Linked DNA regions of Homo sapiens: region 1 is linked to region 2. A link is an interaction called in ENCODE POLR2A ChIA-PET data of the cell type or tissue named here. Cell type or tissue: A673. All regions are shown on one strand. Links, peaks and the distances in the headings refer to the core of each region. The heading gives the core; the rest is flanking DNA.

Region 1 (9,248 bases), core at 35-8,034, 560 kb before region 2:
TTTGAGATGGAGTTTCACTCTTGTTGCCCAGGCTGGAGTGCAATGGCACGATCTTGGCTCACTGCAACCTCCTCCTCCCGGGTTCAAGTGATTCTCCTGTCTCAGCCTCCCAAGTAGCTGGGATTACAGGCGCCCACCACCACGCTCAGCTAATTTTTTGTATTTTTAGTAGAGACGGGGTTTCAGTATGTCGGCCAGGCTGATCTCAAACCCCTGACCTCAGGCAATCCACCCACCCTGGCCTCCCAAAGTGCTGGGATTATGGGCGTGAGCCACCGTGCCCAGCCCCCACTTCTATTTATGTTCACACACACACCACCACCTAAAGGGCTCTGCAGCACTGTATTAATAGTGATTATTTCCTTTTTTGAGATGGAGTCTCGCTCTGTCGTCCAGGTTGGAGTGCAGTGGTGCAGTCTCGGCTCACTGCAACCTCCGTCTCCTGGGTTCAAGCGACTCTACTGCCTCAGCCTCCTGAATAGCCAGGACTACAGGGGCGTGCCACCACACCTGGCTAACTTTTGTAGTTTTTGTTTGTTGTTTTTTTTGAGACGACGTCTCACTCTGTCACCCAGGCTGGGGTGCAGTGGCTTGATCTCAGCTAACTGCAACCTCTGCCACCCTGGTTCAAGCAATTCTCCTGCCTCAGCCTCTCAAGTAGCTGGGATTACAGGCTCCTGCCACCGTGCCTGGCTAATTTTTGTATTTTTAGTAGAGATGGGATTTCATCATGTTGGCCAGGCTGGTCTTGAACTCCTGACCTGTGATCCCCCAGCGTTGGCCTCCCAAAGTGCTGGGATTACAGGCATGAGCCACCATGCCCGGCCAATAGTGATTATTTCTAGATGGCAGAACTGAAATGACTTTATTTCCTTTCATCTATAGGGTCTAGTTTTCCTGACATAGACAAGTATTAGTTTTGTAATAAGGAAAAAAAAATTTTTAAAAGGCTGCTTCCTACTGATGATTTTTAGAATAGTTTATAGTTTTCAAAACACTGATTATTCTCTTTCCTGAAACAGAATTAATGAACAAGTCGCCACGACATATTTCATCTGCCCTGTATGCCCCTGGCCTTTCTCCCTGCTCTCTGTATAGTTTTTGAAACTAAAGCACCTCAGCTAACTTGAGAAAAGGGAGAAAAAAAAAAAAAACGGAAGCACCACAGACAGATCATTTGTAGAACAGAAATGGAAGGTGTACATCTGAGAATTCTGTTCTCACTCATAATTGCAGCATAGCAAGACCATACACAGATGCATTCAATCACACGTGTTCACTTGGGAACACAACGCATCATGCAAGGTGGAGCATTGGAAGCCGCTTCTCATCAAGCGTGGGCCCCATGTCAGCTGTGAACATCCTCTTATTCTGCCTATGTGGAATCTGGGAACTTAAACATTTCCTTTCTGGTAACTGCCCATCTTTTATAAAAATTGCAACAGTAACATGTCTGTAATAAATGTGAACCATAGGAAGTGCAAATCTCCATCCACCCATTCAACAAATATTCTGTGTGCCTAGGAACTGTTCTTACATTTCTGACACTGCACGTCTTTTTCAATACCACCCCTCCGACACCAGCTGCGTGCTCCACATTCAACTCAACTCTGAGATCATCGACCTGGAGTTAGCACCAGAACCCACGGGTCAAGGGCTCAGTCCCACAAGACTGCCCCCCTTTCAGACGACAGTTCCAAGTCCCAGTGTGTCACCGGTACTTCTGACCAGTCAGCAATAAATTCAGGGGTTCCCGATGGCCTCTCCTCAGATTTGGTAAGTTGCTGAAATGGCTCACAGAACTCAGAAAGGCACTGTTTTCTCGATTATTGGCTAATCATAAAGGATACAACCCAGAACAGCCAAACGGAAAAAATGCACAAGGTGGGTATGGGGTATGGTGTAGTGGTACTTGGAGCTTCCATGCAGTAACCCTCCCAGCACCTTGATGTGCTCACCAACCCGGAAGGCCCGTCTATTTTTTTTATTTTTTTTGAGATGGAGTCTTGCTCTGTCACCCAAGCTAGACTGCAGTGACGCGATCTCGGCTCACTGTACCTTCGCCTCCTGGGTTCAAGCGATTCTTCTGCCTCAGCCTCCTGAGTAACTGGGACTACAGGCATGCGCCACCATGCCTGGCTAATTTTTGTATTTTTAGTAGAGACGGGGTTTCACCATATTAGCCAGGCTGGTCTCAAACTCCTGACCTCGGGATCCACCTGCCTTGGCCCCCCAAAGAGCTGGGATTACAGGCGTGAGCCACTGTGCCTGGCCCCTGGAAGCCCTGTCTTTAGGCATTATTAAGGTTTCATTATGTAGGTGTGACTGATTAAGTCACTGGCCACCGGTGACCTCTCTCTAGGCCCTCTGCCCTCTCGGAGGCTAGGGTGGGACTGAAAGTCCCAACCCTCTAGTCCTGCCTTGGCTTTCTGGCCAACTAGTCCCCATCCTGAAGCTGCCTGGGGCCCCCAGCCCCTAGTCCTCTCATTGGCATATAAGACACTCATATTACTGCAGATTCCCGAGGTCTGAGGAGCTGTGTGCAGGAACCAGGGCCTAAGACCCTGTGCTAGGCACTAGGGAATGGCTGTGAATGAGACAAGAGGTGCCCCTGCCTCGAAGGAACTTGCGCCTGATGCACCACCTGAGGCAACGGTGGTCAAGGGGGAATGCTGTGAACAGTGGCAAAAATATGAAAAAGGAAACAAAGGAATAAGATAACCTCAGGTAGCATCAAAAGCTACGAACAGACATGAAGGGAGAGTAAAGCATCAGAGACGCAGGAAGAGGAGGGCCCAGGAGGGCTCTCTGCAGAGCCAAGACGGGAACTAAGACCAGATGCCAAGAAGGAGCCACGGGCACATCTGGGGAAGTCCCTGTGGAGGGAAACGTGCGGAGTCCTGAGGTGGAATCCGCTGGTGCATTCATGAGAAACCAGCAGGCCAGAGCCGCTGGAGACGAGCTGGGGAGCACGCCAGAGCCGCTGGAGACGAGCTGGGGAGCACGCCAGAGCCGCTGGAGACGAGCTGGGGAGCAGGCCAGAGCTGCTGGAGACGAGCTGGGGAGCAGGCCAGCTCTGCCACGCCCTGCAAGGCTTCCGGAGGCCAAGCGGAGCGCATGGGCAGCTGTGCTCCCTCCCAGCCCTCGCCTGTGTGTGTTCACCCATGTGGCCACACATAAGCTCACTGCTTAGCATCCTCAGAGGAACATTAAACAGCTGAGCTGTTCTGTGTGCCGTATTTCTTTTCTTTTTTTTTTTTTTTTTGAGACGGAGTCTTGCTCTGTCGCCCAGGCTGGAGTGCAGTGGCGCAATCTTGGCTCACTGCAAGCTCCGCCTCCCGGGTTCATGCCATTCTCCTGCCTCAGCCTTCCAAGTAGCTGGGACTACAGGCTCCCGCCACCACGCCCAGCTAATTTTTTGTATTTTTAGTAGAGATAGGGTTTCACCGTGTTAGCCAGGATGGTCTCGATCTCCTGACCTAATGATCCGCCCACCTCGGCCTCCCAAAGTGCCAGGATTACAGGTGTGAGCCACCGCGGTCCAGCCTTTTTGAGACGGAGTCTCGCTCTGTCGCCCAGGCTGGAGTGCAGTGGCGTGATCTCAGCTCACTGCAACCTCTGCCTCCCAGGTTCAAGCGATTCTCCTGCCTCAGCCTCCTGAGTAGCTGGGACTACAGGCGTGTGCCACCACGCCCAGCTATTTTTTTGTATTTTTAGTAGACATGGGGTTTCACTGTGTTAGCCAGGATGGTCTCGATCTCCTGACCTCGTGATACGCCCGCCTCGGCCTCCCAAACCATATTTCTCTTTATTAAGAATAGCCATGAGTGCTACGCACGGTGGCTCATGCCTCTAACCCCAGCAGTGGGAGGATCACTTCAGCCCAGGAGTTCAAGACCAGCCTGGACAACATAGTGAGACCCCCACTTCTACAAATTTTTTTTTAAATTAGCTATTCAGGTATGATGTTGCACCCCTGTAATGGGAGGCTGAGGCGGGAGGATCACTTGAGCCTGGGAGGTAGAGGCTGCAGTGAGCTGTGACTGTGCCACTACACTCCAGCCTGGGTGACACATTGAGACCCTGTCTCAAACCCCCCCCCCACCAAAACCAAACAAAAAAATAGCAAAATAGCCATGAGCCATCTGTCTTTCTTTAAGCTGTTGATACACCTTCTTTTGCATTTCTCCACAGATTCCATTTTTCAGGCATTAAAAGAATTTCAATTTTCCACATGATTTAGAAGTGAAAGACCCCCATACTGAGCACAGATACTTATTAAAAGCTAAACCAGGCCAGGCATGGTGGCTCACGCCTGTAATCCCCAAACTTTGGGAGGGTGAGGCAGGAAGATCACTTGAGTCCAAGAGTACGAGACCAGCCTGGGCAATATAGTGGGAACCCCATCTCTACAAAAAACAGAAACAGGGTCTCTCTCTGTTGCCCAGGCTGGTCTTGACCTCCTGGGCTAGAGCAATCCACCTGCCCTGGTCTCCCAAAGTCCTGAGATTATAGGAATGAGCCATCATACCCAGCCAACTTTTCTGTTTTTGACTGCTGACCATATCAGAAACAAATCTATGGTTCAATGATCTCTTCCCCACCCTTTCCTAAGCTATCTTCTTTCCCCAAGTCCTGACATTTCATTTTTTTCCTCATATTGTACAATATTATTGAATATAAGGTATTCAATAAATAATAAGTAATGAGTGATACCTTAGGTTCAAATCTAGGTTTAGTACTGAGGAGATAATGGCTGGTCCCAATTCTGGCCAACACATTTCACACAGAGAAAAATTCCCTCTATGTATTAAACCACCCTCATAAATGAATGTATCAGTCACAGAAAAAACTCAGCAAGAAATACAGAAACTCATTAGTGCTACTGCCAAAGAAATGATAAAACCCGGTTCTGAGTCAGCCTTCACACAGAAAGGCAAAACCAGTGGTTTTCAAATGTGTATTTTTTAATCAGGGAAACTTTTTTTTTTTTAAGACAGAGTCTTGCTCTGTTGCCCAGGCTGGAGTGCAGTGGCGCGATCCCGGCTCGCTGCAACCTCCGCCTCCTGGGTTCAAGTGATTCTCCTGCCTCAGCCTCCTGAGTAGCTGGGATTCCAGGCACACGCCACCACGTCCGGCTCATTTTTGTGTTTTTAGTAGAGATGGGGTTTCCCCATATTGGCCAAGCTGGTCTCAAACTCCTGAACTCAAGTAATCCGCCTGCCTCGGTCTCCCAAAGTGCTGAGATTATAGGTGTCAGCCACCCCACCCGGCCAGGAAATTTTTTTTTTTTTTTTTTTTTTTTGAGAGGGAGTCTTGCTCTGTCGCCCAGGCTGGAGTGCAATGGCGCGATCTCGGCTCACTGCAACCTCTGCTCCCTGGGTTCAAGCGATTCTCCTGCCTCAGCCTCCTGAGTAGCTGGGATTAAGGCGTCCGCCACCACACCTGGCTAATTTTTGTATTTTTAGTAGAGACAGGGTTTCACCATGTTAGTCAGGGTGATCTCGAACTCCTGACCTCGTGATCTGCCCGCCTCAGCCTCCCAAAGTGCTGGGAGGAAAACTTTTTTTTAAAGGAAAATGTAGAGGGTGGAGAATGGGAGGAGGGTGAAGACTGAAAAACATCAGGTACTGTGCTGATTACCTGGGCAACAAAATTATCTGCACACCAAACCCCAGTGACACTTGATTTACCCATGTGACACACCTGCACGTGTACGCCTTGAGCCGAAAATGAACACGTAACACACCTGCACGTGTACGCCTTGAACCGAAAATGAACACGTAACACACCTGCACGTGTACGCCTTGAGCCGAAAATGAACACGTAACACACCTGCACGTGTACGCCTTGAACCGAAAATAAACATGTGGCACACCTGCACGTGTACGCCTTGAGCCGAAAATGAACACGTAACACACCTGCACGTGTACGCCTTGAACCGAAAATGAACATGTGGCACACCTGCACGTGTAAGCCTTGAGCCGAAAATGAACACGTAACACACCTGCACGTGTACGCCTTGAGCCGAAAATGAACATGTGACACATCTGCACGTGTACGCCTTGAGTCGAAAATGAACACGTAACACACCTGCACGTGTACGCCTTGAGCTGAAAATGAACATGTGACACATCTGCACGTGTACGCCTTGAGTCGAAAATGAACACGTAACACACCTGCACGTGTACGCGTTGAGCTGACAATGAACATGTAACACACCTGCACATGTACGCCTTGAGCCGAAAATGAAAGTTGGAAAGTTTAAAAAAAAAAAAAAAAAAAAGAGCGTCAGCAGCAGCCCAACGTGTGCCAGCGTGGGGCTCCTGTGGGGTGTGCTCCCCACTGCACACCCAGGAGGACAGGCACCCAACAGCAGCCTGAGGACTCCCAGGGCTCAGGACGCACTGTGATAACCACTGCTGTAGGATGGAAAGAAAGATGGAAAAGATGGAAAAAAATAACAACACAATATTAGATTAATTCAGAATGTTTTCAAAATTCTAAAGAACTAAGATATGTAAAAAGTGTAATTACTATAGCAGAGCTATTTTTGGAAAAAGGAAATGTTTCCTCAGAATTACCTTAATCCTTACTTCTTTCTCTGCAATTTTCTTCTGTTTATCTGTCTCTTTTTTTTTGCATCTTTCTTCTTCTCTTCTTCTTCTTTTTTCCTCTTCCCGCAAACGTTTCTTTTCTAACTCTCTCCTCCTCCGTTCTTCTCGCTTCTCTTCTCGAATTCTCTAAAGACATGGAAGAGCGTGTGTATAAACTGCCTGGATGAGAATGGCAGAAGCAGGGAGGGTGTTCATCAGGTAAAGGCCAGACCTACCTGCTTTTCTAATTTTCTATTTTTAATATATTCCAAAAGAGGTGTGGTTCTTCTAGCTAAAACACAAAAATTGTAATATTGTATTTAACTCCTAAAGAAAGATGTATTTTAAATACTTGTTTTGAATGTAATCTTTAAAATAAATACGGGAACCATATCATTACTTTTTAAATTTACACACTGTCTCCAGGGGAGTTTTTATTCCATTACTGTCAGGTCAAGTAATTTGAAAGTATCAACAATTTCATACATAGTAGACATCTAATTCCTGATTCTTAAGGGAGGCTTAAAATATTCCAAGATGATATTTTTGTAGGTGCCTTAAATCATTAAATAACATATATTTATTTTGATACATCGCATATTCTGAGAACTTTTTCGTTTTCCGTTCTCCAAGCAACAGTTTTAAAATAACATGGATTCTTGTAATGTCTTACAATATATACTCCATAAAATCCCAATGATAAGACATACAACTCTGGATTGTAGTTTAGAAAATGACTCCACATGGGCCGGGCGTGGTGGCTCACACATGTAATCTCAGCACTTTGGGAGGCCAAGGCGGGCAGATCACCTTAGATTGGGAATTCGAGACCAGCCTGACCAACCTAAGGAAACCCCGTCTCTACTGAAAAAATACAAAATTAGCCGGGCGTGATGGCACGCGCCTATAATCCCAGCTACTCGGGAGGCTGAGGCAGGAAAACTACTTGAACACGGGAGGAGGAGGTTGCAGTGAGCCGAGATTGCGCCACTGCACTCCAGCCTGGGCAACAACAGCGAAACTCTGCCTCAAAAAAAAAAAAAAAAGAAAAAAAAGAAAAGAAAAAGAAAATGACTCCATATGGCGCTGCTGATTGCAGAAAAGGCACCAACTACTAGGGAATGAACATTTCTACAGACTCTATCTTGGTCCTTCGCTTTCATGCCCGACCTCTCAGATCTGACCTGGATGTGGGTGCCCAGGCAAGCTAGAGGCCCCACAGGCCCCACCTCAGAGGGACTTGCGCTGACATGGACAGGCCCCACATCCCACCAACACAAGGACACAAATGGGAAGGGGGAAGACGGGGTCTACTCTGTGGGTCTGTAAGATCTCAGACTAAACAGGGCTGGGAAGAATCCCTGGATGTACCTGAAAACTGACACATCATCTCTGGAATTCTGAGGACCAGGAATGAATCAGGAATCATAGGAGAAGCCCTGGCCAGGGATCCATCACTTGGAACTGAGAACCCCTGACACCCTGACATCATAGATGAAATGGCACCTGTCCCAGAAGCCCTTCCCCAGGGACAGTCTGTGGTTGTAGGGAAGAGCCGATTGTCCCAGGAGCCCTGCCCCAGGCACAGTGGTTGTAGGGAAGAGCTGATGCAGGTACAAATGCCACATTTCGTGGCAGACACAGTTGCCACAGAGAACACTCCCCCAGGGGTCCCTGGGCTGACCATGAACTCTGGCTCAGGGTGAGTACAGCACACTGGCTCAGGTAAATGGTCAGCTCTTTGTAATGGGCAAATTATCTCAAATCAGCCAGGGTTCTGCTCTGCTCTGTGGAAAGCCTGAACTTGTCAGCCAGGAGCCGGGCGAGACCACCTGGATGTGTGGGGAGGCTGACCCCAGACTCCGCTTGCCCACCTTCCTCTTCCTATAAAATGTCTGCCCTATCACCCACAGGGATCACGGGCAAAGTACGTTAGACCCTGAATAAGAAAGTGTTCTACACATCATAAAAGTATGTTATTTATCAGACAGAATACGCACAACCATGCAACAGAACACAAGTAAACAGAAGTCTCAGAGCTGAACCCAGGCCTGTCTGCTCTAAAGGCCGATGCTAAAGGCCGATGCACCAGACTAACTCAACAACTCCAGAGTCCTTGCCAGAAACAGCTTATTAGTATTTCCATTTAACACTTGCTTCTCAGACCTGTGCAGAAGAATCCACTGGAGGCCAAAAGCTTAGAAAAGAAAAAGGTAATCTGCCATGAATTGCCTAAAATTTTTTTTTTTTTTTTTTTTGAGATGGAGTCTTACTTTGTCGCCAGGCTGGAGTGCAGTGGCGTGGTCTTGGCTCACTGTAACCTCCGCCTGCCGAGTTCAAGCGATTCTCCTGCCTCAGCCTCCCAAGTAGCTGGGACTACAGGCGCATGCTACCACGCCCAGCTAATTTTTGTATTTTTAGTAAAAACGGGGTTTCACCATGTTGGCCAGAAAGGTCTCAATCTCTTGACCTCATGATCTGCCCGCCTCAGCCTCCTAAAATGCTGGGATTACAGGTGTGAGCCACCGCACCCGGCCAAGTTTCAATTTTTCATACATAGAAACAGCAATCACAGAAACAAGGAAGACTCTACAGCCAAGTCCTGGAATGAATTAATCGCTCCCATCAGGGATGGTGGGTTCTAAGCCACAT
Region 2 (10,484 bases), core at 976-8,975:
GGTCAAGACAGAAAACATTTTCAGCTCCCCAGCTCAGGGGTGGGAACTTTGCACCAGCTGCCGTCAGCTGGACACCCTGAGATAAGGAGACCCCAAGATGCACTGAGACCCCCAGACTCCACACCCGCTCCCCTCCTCCCAACAGCCCAACAGAGCCTGCGCCTGGCAGATGTGGACCATGGCACCCCGGAGTGCAGGGGACCATGGTGCCCCAGTGTGCAGAGGACCACGGCGCCGCAGGGTGCAGGGGACCATGTGGCGTGCAGGCCACCAGCACAGGGCCCGGGCACCCTGGAAGTCAGGAGCCTGCACAGAGGGACCTGGGGGGGGCGAGGTCCAGCCCTCCCCAGTGGGGCCAGGGGCTGCGGCCAGGGTTCACTGACCCCTGACCTGGCCACCGTGCACCTCCCGCTGAGGAGCGTGGCTCTGGGAAGCCAATGGCTAAGGTCTTGGGAGGCCAAAACCGAGTCTCTGCCCCTGACCACACGGTTGGTCAATCACCAATGCAGGAGGCTCCCTAAGAGTTTGTAGATTTTTGGCTTACTCCCTCTGGAGAGCATCTTATGTCTTCTCAGTGAGATGGAGCAAAAGACGTGAAATATGCAGTCGGGGGCTCACGGCACCAGCATGTGCGTCTGGCGGCTCAGGCCGATGTGGGCTTTCTCCTCCTTGGGCCGCAAGGAGATGGCGTGATGGGGACCTGGGTGGAGGGAACCACGTGTCCCCTTGCTAGCAGACCCCAGGCTGGCACCACGGAGGCAGGCGGCCCCCATCGAGCCGTATGGGTCCTTTTCCTCCACGTGGACTCTGGGGCGTCACCTAGGAAACCAGACACATCCCTGACTTGGACGAGGAGCTGGAGCCCCCGGAGATGCCCTTCATGTCGTCCGGCATCTGACCGTCCGAGCGCCACACGTTCAGCTCGCCAAAGATGCCCGTCTCGATCATCTCCTCCTGCCAGGGGATGGGGCAGTTGCCAGTGGCAAATTCCTGAAAGAATTCTGTGTCTGTTTTGTCAAAGGCCACACCTTTGACGGTGGAAAAGGCACCCACGTCCTGAATATCCTTTGCGTAGACAGTTTTGGAGTCTGGGATGAAAGGGGGCATCAGCATCCCTGTGGGAGACAGAAAACACAGACGCCAGGCTCCTCGTGGTGGGAAGGAAGCGCCGTTTAGCCAAAAAGCCCCCTCCCCCATGGCTCCCAGATGCACAAAGGCCTGGGGCCGCTCTTCCTTAGGGAAGTGTCGTGGAGGCTGAGAGAGAAAGCCCAGTGTTCCCAGAAGGCCCCTGGGTTCCCCTGAGACCACACAGCTGGGGCTTGAGTGGGGCCGGAAGAAGCCTGAGATCCCAGGGCTCATTTTGGAGCCTTCTTGTGAAAGGACCTGGCGCTCACATCTGCCTTGTTGGGAGCCTCCCCTAGGGTCTCGTCATGAAGCGGTCTCCTCCCCGAACACGCCTTCCCCTGGGGCCCCATCCCCACCAGGGCCTCCCCTGCGCACTCTGCAGACCCCAGACCCCAGGCACTCAAGCACACGCTCCAGTGAACTTGGCAGCTTCCTTCCAACCAGCGTCCCTCCCTGACGCACCGGCCCCCGATGGCCAGGCACAGCCGGTCACAGACATCACTCTCCTCTCGGTGCACCGACCCTGACCCGGCTGGCCCATGCTGGCCCCCAGACGGCCTCTGTGACGGCCTCAGGACCACCTCCCAGTGCCAGCAGACACTGCACAGCCGCCGTGTGGTTCCTCCTCAGCCTCACTTTGACCTCAACACTTCTGGGCTCAAACCCTTCTGTGGCTCAGACTTCCTTACAGGGCGGGCGGGGTCCCCTCCTCATCCTGTGACCCCTTGGAGCCCCCTTGGGTTCCCTGACCACAGCCATCCTTGCCTCGCTGGGCCTGCCCAGGGCACCTGTCTGGCAGTCACTGCTGTGACCCTAACATACGAAAGCGACTTCTCGTTTGGGGGGTCTTCTGCTCCCTGGTCACCTGTGGCCCTGTCCTAAGTTAGTCACACTGCACGTGGCCTGACCCTTCCACCTGACCACAGGGTCCTAGAGGGTATGGCTGTGTCTCAGATGCAAAAGTGCATGAACACACACACATACACGCACACACATGCACACACACGTATGCACACACACATACGCACACGCACGCACACACATGCACGCACACGCACACACATGTATGCACACACATGCGCACACACGCACACACACGTATGCACACACACGCACACACGTATGCACACATGCACACACGCACACTGTATGCACACATACACACACGCACACACGTATGCACACACGCACACACGTATGCACACATACACATGCACACGCACGTGCACACACACGCACACACGTATGCACACAGATACACATACACACATGCACACACGTATGCACACACATACACACGCACACACATGTATGCACACATACACACGCGCGCACACACACGTGCGCACACACGCACACATGTATGCACACATACATGCACACACGTGCACACACGCACACACACGTATGCACACATACATGAGCACACACGTATGCACACACATACACATGCGCACACATGCACACACACGTATGCACACACATACACATACATGGACACACGTGCGCGCACACGCATGCACACACGCGCACACATGCACACACACGTGCACACACATACACACACGCGCGCACATAGTATCTTCCGCATCCACTTGTCAAGCAAGTGCTGGTGGGTGGATGACTTTCTCCCCGGCAGACGGCCTGAGCCACTGGCCTCCATTTGATCTTGGGCTCCCTCCAGCACCAGGGGACGTGGTGGAAGGTTTGGGTCTCGAGGCCCCAGTGCGGCCAGTGTGTTTCCTGCCTCCCATTGCACCCAGAGCCCTCTGGCCCGATGCCGGCTCCATCGGCTTGTCCTGGGGCTGGGATGATGAGTGGAGGACTGGGGGCCTTGCTGGGGGCAGAGGGAGAGCCTTGGGGGTCTGAGGCACTCCTCCCTGCCGACTCTCACAGGCTGGACCGGGCGGACACCCAAGGGCCACACAGCACAGAACCCCACCCTCTCCGGGGCTGAGGCGTCCAACAGTACCAGCCTCCAGCTGCCTCCAGTTAAGGTCCTTGAAGAGGGGGTGGGCACGGAGCTTGTCGCAGGTCTCATCTCTGAACCCCAGGCGCTTCTCCGGGTCCTTCTCCAGCAGCGCCTCGCAGAAGTCCTTGCTGGCCTGGCTGAACTTATCAGGGTACTTCACGGGCTCTGAGATGATCCGGTGCTTCAGCTCCTTGTTCTCCACCTGTGGGGACACGCGTAGCCTTAGCCCTGCCAGACCCGCCTCTCTTGGGTGGTCAGACCAGACCACAGCTCCTCCCACAAGAGCCACCGCTCACCCACGCGGGTGGGGGACCCATGAGGCCTTGTGCCCCTCCCCAGCACAGCAGCGTTTGAGGCTCCAGTCTCAGGAATGGAATCCTAAAGGCGAAGCTCCCAGGAGCCACAGGTGGGTGCCGTGCATTTTGGGGACTCTGGCTGACCCACCCCCAGCACAGCCGCACCCACCAAGGAAGGAAAGATAGGAAACTGAAGGCCAGCGCGGGCCCAGCTGAGAAGCAGCCTCCGTTTTCACTCCACCACGGTGGACGGAAGCCTCGGTGGCTCTGTTGTCTTCAGGAGTGCTGCCAAGGTCTCACTTCCCCATCAGAGGCCCCACCAGTGGGTACAGTGTGAAGGGTGCTGCTCAGTCCCCAAGGCCCCCGGATCAGGCCATTGACGCTACTCCCACGGGTTGCCCTGGCAGCCCACGCCTGTGCCACGTCCCACAGACACAGAGTGACCACGGGCGTGCTAGTGGTCCTGGGACGACTCTGCTCTGAAACCTGTCCTGGCAGGACAGGTCACATGTCCAGGGAAGTCAGAAGGGAGAGGGGTGGGCATCGCCCAGGTGGCATTGAGGGGGCGATGGGTGGCCAGGGAAGAGCCGCACCTCAAGGCAGCCTGATGCAACTCTGAGACGGTGGCCTTCTGGCTCCGTGCGGCCACCCCCTCCGTCCAACGAGAGGCAGCCCCAGCCCTGAGCTCTGAGTCAGCCTCACAGGGAAAAAGCCAGCTTTTCTCCACTTGTCTTGAATAAGGGACTGGCACCTCCCAATGTTATCCCTATTTGCAGTTCTGGTGGCCTAGGATCCGGGGCAGCCCAGGGGGCACTCAGGGGAGACCCAGCAGCCCCACTAGGTGTCCACACTCCGGGACATTCAGAGCAGCTGCTGGGCCCACCATGGGCTGTGGGTTCTTGGTGTCTGGGAAGAAGGGGAGCTTGCTCTTCTGCAACAGCGATGGATAAGACCGTCCAGGGAGGGGGAGCCGACTCCGTGTCCCCCAGAGCCCCAGCCTCAGCCTCGCCAGTCCCCAGGGGATGAAGCTCCACCCCAAACCACAAAAGGTGGTTTGTCCCACTGCCCAGGGTCTGGGGCAACAGTGGGATAAGTCGCCCTCCCTCCTCCGGTCTGCACCAGAGGGACCGGCCCCCACAGGGCCCTCAGAGGCTGAGTGGTGGCGTGCTGTCTGGTGGGAGGGTCTGCTTGCTCTGGGGCACAGGGTGACTGGGAATCCCTCAGCCCCTCCACCTGCAGGCCTCAGGGGCTGGGGGCGTCACCCACTGAGACAGAACAGCATGGCCCAGGAGCAAGACCCCAGCACGTGAATCTGTGCCCTCCCCACCCCAGGGCCCACAGAACAACTCCCAGGTCTGCCCCAGTAACGATCCCATCACTGCCCCGTCCCCATCGAGAGCCAGGGCGCCAAGGTGGCTGCAGAGACACCTGCCGGCCGCCTCCTACCTTCTCTCCACGGGCTCGGAAGGGTCCTCTGGCCGCAATCATCTCATACAGGGTGACCCCCAGGGCAAAGTAGTCCACGGAGAAGTCGTACTCCTCGCCCTGCAGGAGCTCGGGGGCCATGAAACCTGCCAGCAAGGGACATTGCGGGTTCAGAGGTGGTCACCTCCATGGTGGGCACGCACTCCAGGAATCGCAGGACTGATGCTCTGGGGATGCATCCCCCCCGGGGCCTCAGCACTCTCCACATTTGGGGCCAGAAAATCCTTTGTGGAGGGGCTGCCCTGTGTGTTACTGGGTGCCAAGCAGCACCCCAGACTCTGCCTGTGGGGTGACAGCAGCACCCCCAGGCTGTGACAACCAAAAATGACAACCAAAAATGCCCCATGCCCACTCTAGTGCTGGGCACAGGGCGGGACTTGTTGACTGTAGCTGCACTGAGGCAGCCTTCCTGGACTCTTTTACTGGGGAGAATCCAACATCATTCTCTTTTGAATTTTCCTCTTGAGCTGGTCAGATCATGCCAAGGCGGGTCTTCCACATTCTGGGAACCACGTTGGAGAGGAGGCCTGGGGAGCCTCAACCAACGGTCACTCTCCTTTTCCTCAGCTGTCGGCCTGTTCTCCAGTTGTCCGGTGACCCAGGAGTGCTATGGCTGTGTCCTCTCCAGAGAGGTGGTCCGGTCCCAGTCTTCTGCCAAGAAGGCCCTTAACCACAGGACTGTGGCAGGATGGAGGGACGGCTCTGGGCGCAGCCACGGGGACTCAGGATGGAGGGAGGGCTCTGGGCGCAGCCGCAGAGGCTGTCACGGGATGGGGGGATGGCTCTGGGCTCAGCCCCGGGGACTGTCTCGGGATGGAGGGACGGCTCTGGGTGCAGCCGCGGAGACTGCCTCAGGATGGGATGATGGGTCTGGTCTCAGCTGCAGAGACTGTGTCAGGATAGAGGGGCAGGTCTGGGCTCAGCCGCGGGGACTGTCTCGGGATGGAGGGGCGGGTCTGGGCTCAGCTGCGGGGACTGGGGGACTGTCGGGATGGAGGGACGGGTCTGGGTGCAGCCGCAGGGACTGGGGGACTGTGTCGGGATGGAGGGGCGGGTCTGGGCTCAGCCACGGGGACTGGGGGACTGTGTCGGGATGGAGGGACGGGTCTGGGTGCAGCCGCGGGGACTGGGGGACTGCGTCGGGATGGAGGGACGGGTCTGGGTGCAGCCGCGGGGACTGGGGGACTGCGTCGGGATGGAGGGGCGGGTCTGGGCTCAGCCACGGGGACTGGGGGACTGTGTCGGGATGGAGGGACGGGTCTGGGTGCAGCCACGGGGACTGTGTCAGGATGAAGGGACGGGTCTGGGCTCAGCCGTGGGGACTGTCTCCAGATGGAGGGGCGGGTTTGGGCGCAGCCGCGGGGACTGTCTTGGGATGGAGGGATGGGTCTGGGTGCAGCCGCGGGGACTGTCTCCGGATGGAGGGACGGGTCTGGGCGCATCCATGGGGACTGTCTCGGGATGGAAGGACGGGTCTGGGCTCAGCCGTGGCAACTGTCTCGGGATGGAGGGGTGGGTCTGGGCACAGCCGCAGGGACTGTCTCAGATGGAGGGACGGGTCTGGGCACAGCTGTGGGGACCGTCACAGGACAGAGGGCGGAGGGACAGCTCTGTGTGCAGCTGCTCTCATGCAGTCATTCATCTGCCAAGGTCACCTTTGCACGGACACCAGGCACTGGGCACTGACAGTTCTGTGCAGCTTCAGGGCTCTGGCAGCAGCTTAGCATTCTGCTTCCTTGTGTCAGCTGCCGGCTCCCCTCACCCATCATCAGTCTTCCAGCTGCCATGACGCTGCCGCTCACACCCTCCTTTGAGCACGTGGGTTTGTACTTTTAGCGAGATCCCTTCACTGCCCCTGTCCCGGGACTTCAGGAGGGAAAGCAGATCACATGTGTGTCCAGCCATCAGCTCTGTCCACGAGAGTATCTGAGTGGCTGCTTCCCAACACTTTACTAAATTCAAAACACACTTTCCACTCCACGCTCTGTGTTCTGGCTCCGCCAGCGGATCAGGGAGCGATGGAGCCTGGAGCCTCGCTCGCACATCTGTTGGTGTCTTGCTAACGTCAAGGCAGATCTCTAGGCTCAGTGCTTTCACACTCACAAACACCCCTACTCTAGGTTCGTGCCTGGAAGCCACACCAGGCTCACATATGTCTAGTTTGCTGAAGCTGAGTTCTCTGCCTCGTCCCACAGTCTCAGCTCGAGTCCTCAGCACCCTAAAAGGCGCCTCCCTTCACCGCGGCCTGACTCTGAGGCAGCCAAGCACCTCTCGAGCCCTTCCCAACTGCTCCTCACAGAGAAGATGGAATCCAGTGTGGGCTGCAGCCTCCGGGCACCCCCACGCTGCTCAGGCTGGCATGGGGTCCTCTCCTCTCCTCCCACCTCTGGCTAAGGCTTGCCCACCTGCCGGGCCTTGTCCACCTTTTGTGGTTCCCTGCAGACCCCACCAGCCGGGCTGTGCCCTCCCCGGCCCTTCCGCCCTCTCCAGGGCATCCCTCCTTCTTCATAGGGATGAGGTTCGAGGCCACAGCCACACACTGAGGCTTCCCTCTCCTTGTGAGCAAGCTTCCCCTCCAGGGTGGAAACCGCAGATCCCACCTGTCTCGGCTCAGGCACTTCCGTGGTCCAGCCCTGTGCCTGTTCCACGGAGCCGGGGCGTCTCTGAGTGATGGCCACAGACCCTCCGGGCCCCGCTGCAATGCTGCCATGGTGATGAGCACAGCACTTGCTCCAGCCTGCCCTGAGTGCCAGGCACAGCAGTCCACTATACGCCATGAGCTGGCCATGGGTACTCATCACCATGGGTACTCCTCATCGCCATGGGTACTCCTCATCACCATGGGTACTCCTCGCCATGGGTACTCCTCATCGCCATGGGTACTCCTCATCACCATGGGTACTCCTCATCGCCATGGGTACTCCTCGCCATGGGTACTCCTCATCGCCATGGGTACTCCTCATCACCATGGGTACTCCTTGCCATGGGTATTCCTCATCGCCATGGGTACTCCTCATCGCCATGGGTACTCCTCATCGCCATGGGTACTCCTCATCGCCATGGGTACTCCTCGCCATGGGTACTCCTCATCGCCATGGGTACTCCTCATCGCCATGGGTACTCCTCGCCATGGGTATTCCTCATCGCCATGGGTACTCCTCATCGCCATGGGTACTCCTCATCGCCATGGGTACTCCTCATTGCCATGGGTACTCCTCATTGCCATGGGTCCTCATCGCCATGGGTACTCCTCATCGCCATGGGTACTCCTCATCGCCATGGGTACTCCTCATCGCCATGGGTACTCATCGCCATGGGTACTCCTCATCGCCATGGGTCCTCATCACCATGGGTACTCCTCATCGCCATGGGTACTCCTCATCGCCATGGGTACTCCTCATTGCCATGGGTACTCCTCATCGCAATGGGTACTCATCGCCATGGGTACTCCTCATCGCCATGGGTACTCCTCATCGCCATGGGTACTCCTCATCGCCATGGGTCCTCATCGCCATGGGTACTCCTCATCGCCATGGGTACTCCTCATCGCCATGGGTCCTCATCGCCATGGGTACTCCTCATCGCCATGGGTACTCCTCATCGCCATGGGTCCTCATCGCCATGGGTACTCCTCATCGCCATGGGTCCTCATCGCCATGGGTACTCCTCATCGCCATGGGTCCTCATCGCCATGGGTACTCCTCATTGCCATGGGTACTCCTCATTGCCATGGGTCCTCATCGCCATGGGTACTCCTCATTGCCATGGGTACTCATGATGGGGATGTGCAGCAACTTGTCCAAGGCCACAGCCCACACCCCACAGTCCACAGCCCACAGTCCACAGGCTGCTGTCCACAGCCCACGGTCCACAGGCCACAGCCTACAGGCCACAGATCACAGACCACAGGCCACACCTCAAAGCCCACAGTCCACACCCTACAGCCCACAGTCCACAACCCACAACCCAGTCCATAGACCGTGGGCTGCCTCCCTGAGTGCTCCGCCCTCTTGTCTCCAGTGGCGGCAGCCATGAGCTCTGGGCCCTCCCTCCAGATGGCTGCATGCTGACCAAGCAGGGTCCTTGGCAGACGTCTGCTCTGGTGAGTCAGACTCCAGGAGAAGTTCAGACACCTGCCTGGCCCCCGAGCCAGCTCTGTGTGGCACATGGGGCCTGTGTGAGTTATGTCAACTTGCCAGCTGCTACCCAAGTGAGGCCAACCCGGCACACAGTGGCGGACAGGCCCGTTGGGAGACCCATGACGGATGTCCTGGGACCAGGCAGAGAGGCCGCAGGCTGGGGCATGGGGGCTGCTGGGGCTGGTCAGTTTTGACACTTCTGAGTCAAGGTCCTTCCTGGTCCTTCACCGTGCCTGAGGGCCAGGCTGATGTGGCCACAGAATCCTTTTTCCCCAAAAGAGTTGCAGGAACCCTGCCTCACAGAACCACAGGCCCTGAATATGCCCTACTGGTCCAGGATTACACGGACGTCAGAATTCTGCCCAGACTCCGGGGAGGAACTGCTCACACGATCACAGCCTCTAGACCCACCCAGAGCCTTCTCAGCTCCCAGGCCGGGCACGAGCAAGGCCCACCAGACCGCAGGCTCCTGTCAGTTCCTGGGCCAAGGAGCCCCCAGCCCTCCTGGCCTGACCCCCATGATGCAGCCCGGACGGCGCACCTGTTTGTGCCCCAGGCCTCCTGAGGGACCTGCAGCCACGCAGCGGCCAGTAAATATTGACAGAAAGCGTGAGGGAGACAGCTCTACCTGCTCTGTTCACAAATTCTCCCGCCCCTGAACTCAAACTAGGACCGCGCATGACCGGCCCCGCCCTGTGCACGCCCCTGGATCCCGCCCCTGACCTCAAACTAGGGCCGCGCATGACCGGCCCCGCCCTGTGCACGCCCCTGGATCCCGCCCCTGACCTCAAACTAGGGCCGCGCATGACCGGCCCCGCCCTGTGCACGCCCCTGGATCCCGCCCCTGACCTCAAACTAGGGCCGCGCATGACCGGCCCCGCCCTGTGCACGCCCCTGGATCCCGCCCCTGACCTCAAACTAGGGCCGCGCATGACCGGCCCCGCCCTGTGCACGCCCCTGGATCCCGCCCCTGACCTCAAACTACGACCGCGCATGACCGGCCCCGCCCTGTGCACGCCCCTGGATCCCGCCCCTGACCTCAAACTACGACCGCGCATGACCGGCCCCGCCCTGTGCACGCCCCTGGATCCCGCCCCTGACCTCAAACTAGGACCGCGCATAACCGGCCCCGCCCTGTGCACGCCCCTGGATCCCGCCCCTGACCTCAAACTAGGACCGCGCATAACCGGCCCCGCCCTGTGCACGCCCCTGGATCCCGCCCCTGACCTCAAACTAGGACCGCGCATGACCGGCCCCGCCCTGTGCACGCCCCTGGGTCCCGCCCCTGACCTCAAACTAGGACCGCGCATGACCGGCCCCGCCCTGTGCACGCCCCTGGATCCCGCCCCTGACCTCAAACTAGGGCCGCGCATGACCGGCCCCGCCCTGTGCACGCCCCTGGATCCCGCCCCTGAACTCAAACTAGGACCGCGCATGACCGGCCCCGCCCTGTGCACGCCCCTGGAT

What was found. Peaks named below come from ENCODE experiments on the same cell type or tissue, not always from the same donor. Only the 100,000 strongest peaks of a DNase experiment are listed, where the experiment ranks them.
Region 1: POLR2A ChIA-PET joins it to region 2 with 10 read pairs; 3 of 35 experiments call an interaction of 5 or more read pairs at or near these places.

The regions. Positions count from the first base shown.
Region 1 is chr13:114,289,129-114,298,376 of GRCh38, reverse strand. UPF3A (UPF3A regulator of nonsense mediated mRNA decay) reads right to left here. Exons shown (of 10, transcript NM_023011.4): 6 at 6,833-6,888; 7 at 6,585-6,743. It overlaps LOC124903222 (a long non-coding RNA gene), which reads right to left and starts at 6,578. Exons shown (of 2, transcript XR_007063884.1): 1 at 5,793-6,578; 2 at 4,656-5,706. RefSeq lists enhancers at 1,895-2,054, 2,715-2,814, 2,980-3,481, 4,964-5,013, 5,024-5,073 and 2 more and a silencer at 2,245-2,304. In A673, for the core only: no CTCF peak of the experiment used is centred there; a DNase peak (open chromatin) is centred at 3,046; H3K27ac peaks cover 302 bases.
Region 2 is chr13:113,725,699-113,736,182 of GRCh38, reverse strand. GRK1 (G protein-coupled receptor kinase 1) reads right to left here. Exons shown (of 7, transcript NM_002929.3): 5 at 4,840-4,964; 6 at 3,098-3,299; 7 at 1-1,115. The coding sequence ends at 820. Among named protein-coding and RNA genes, the nearest start is that of LINC00552, 20 kb to the left of the region's middle. In A673, for the core only: no CTCF peak of the experiment used is centred there; no DNase peak of the experiment used is centred there; H3K27me3 peaks cover 2,392 bases.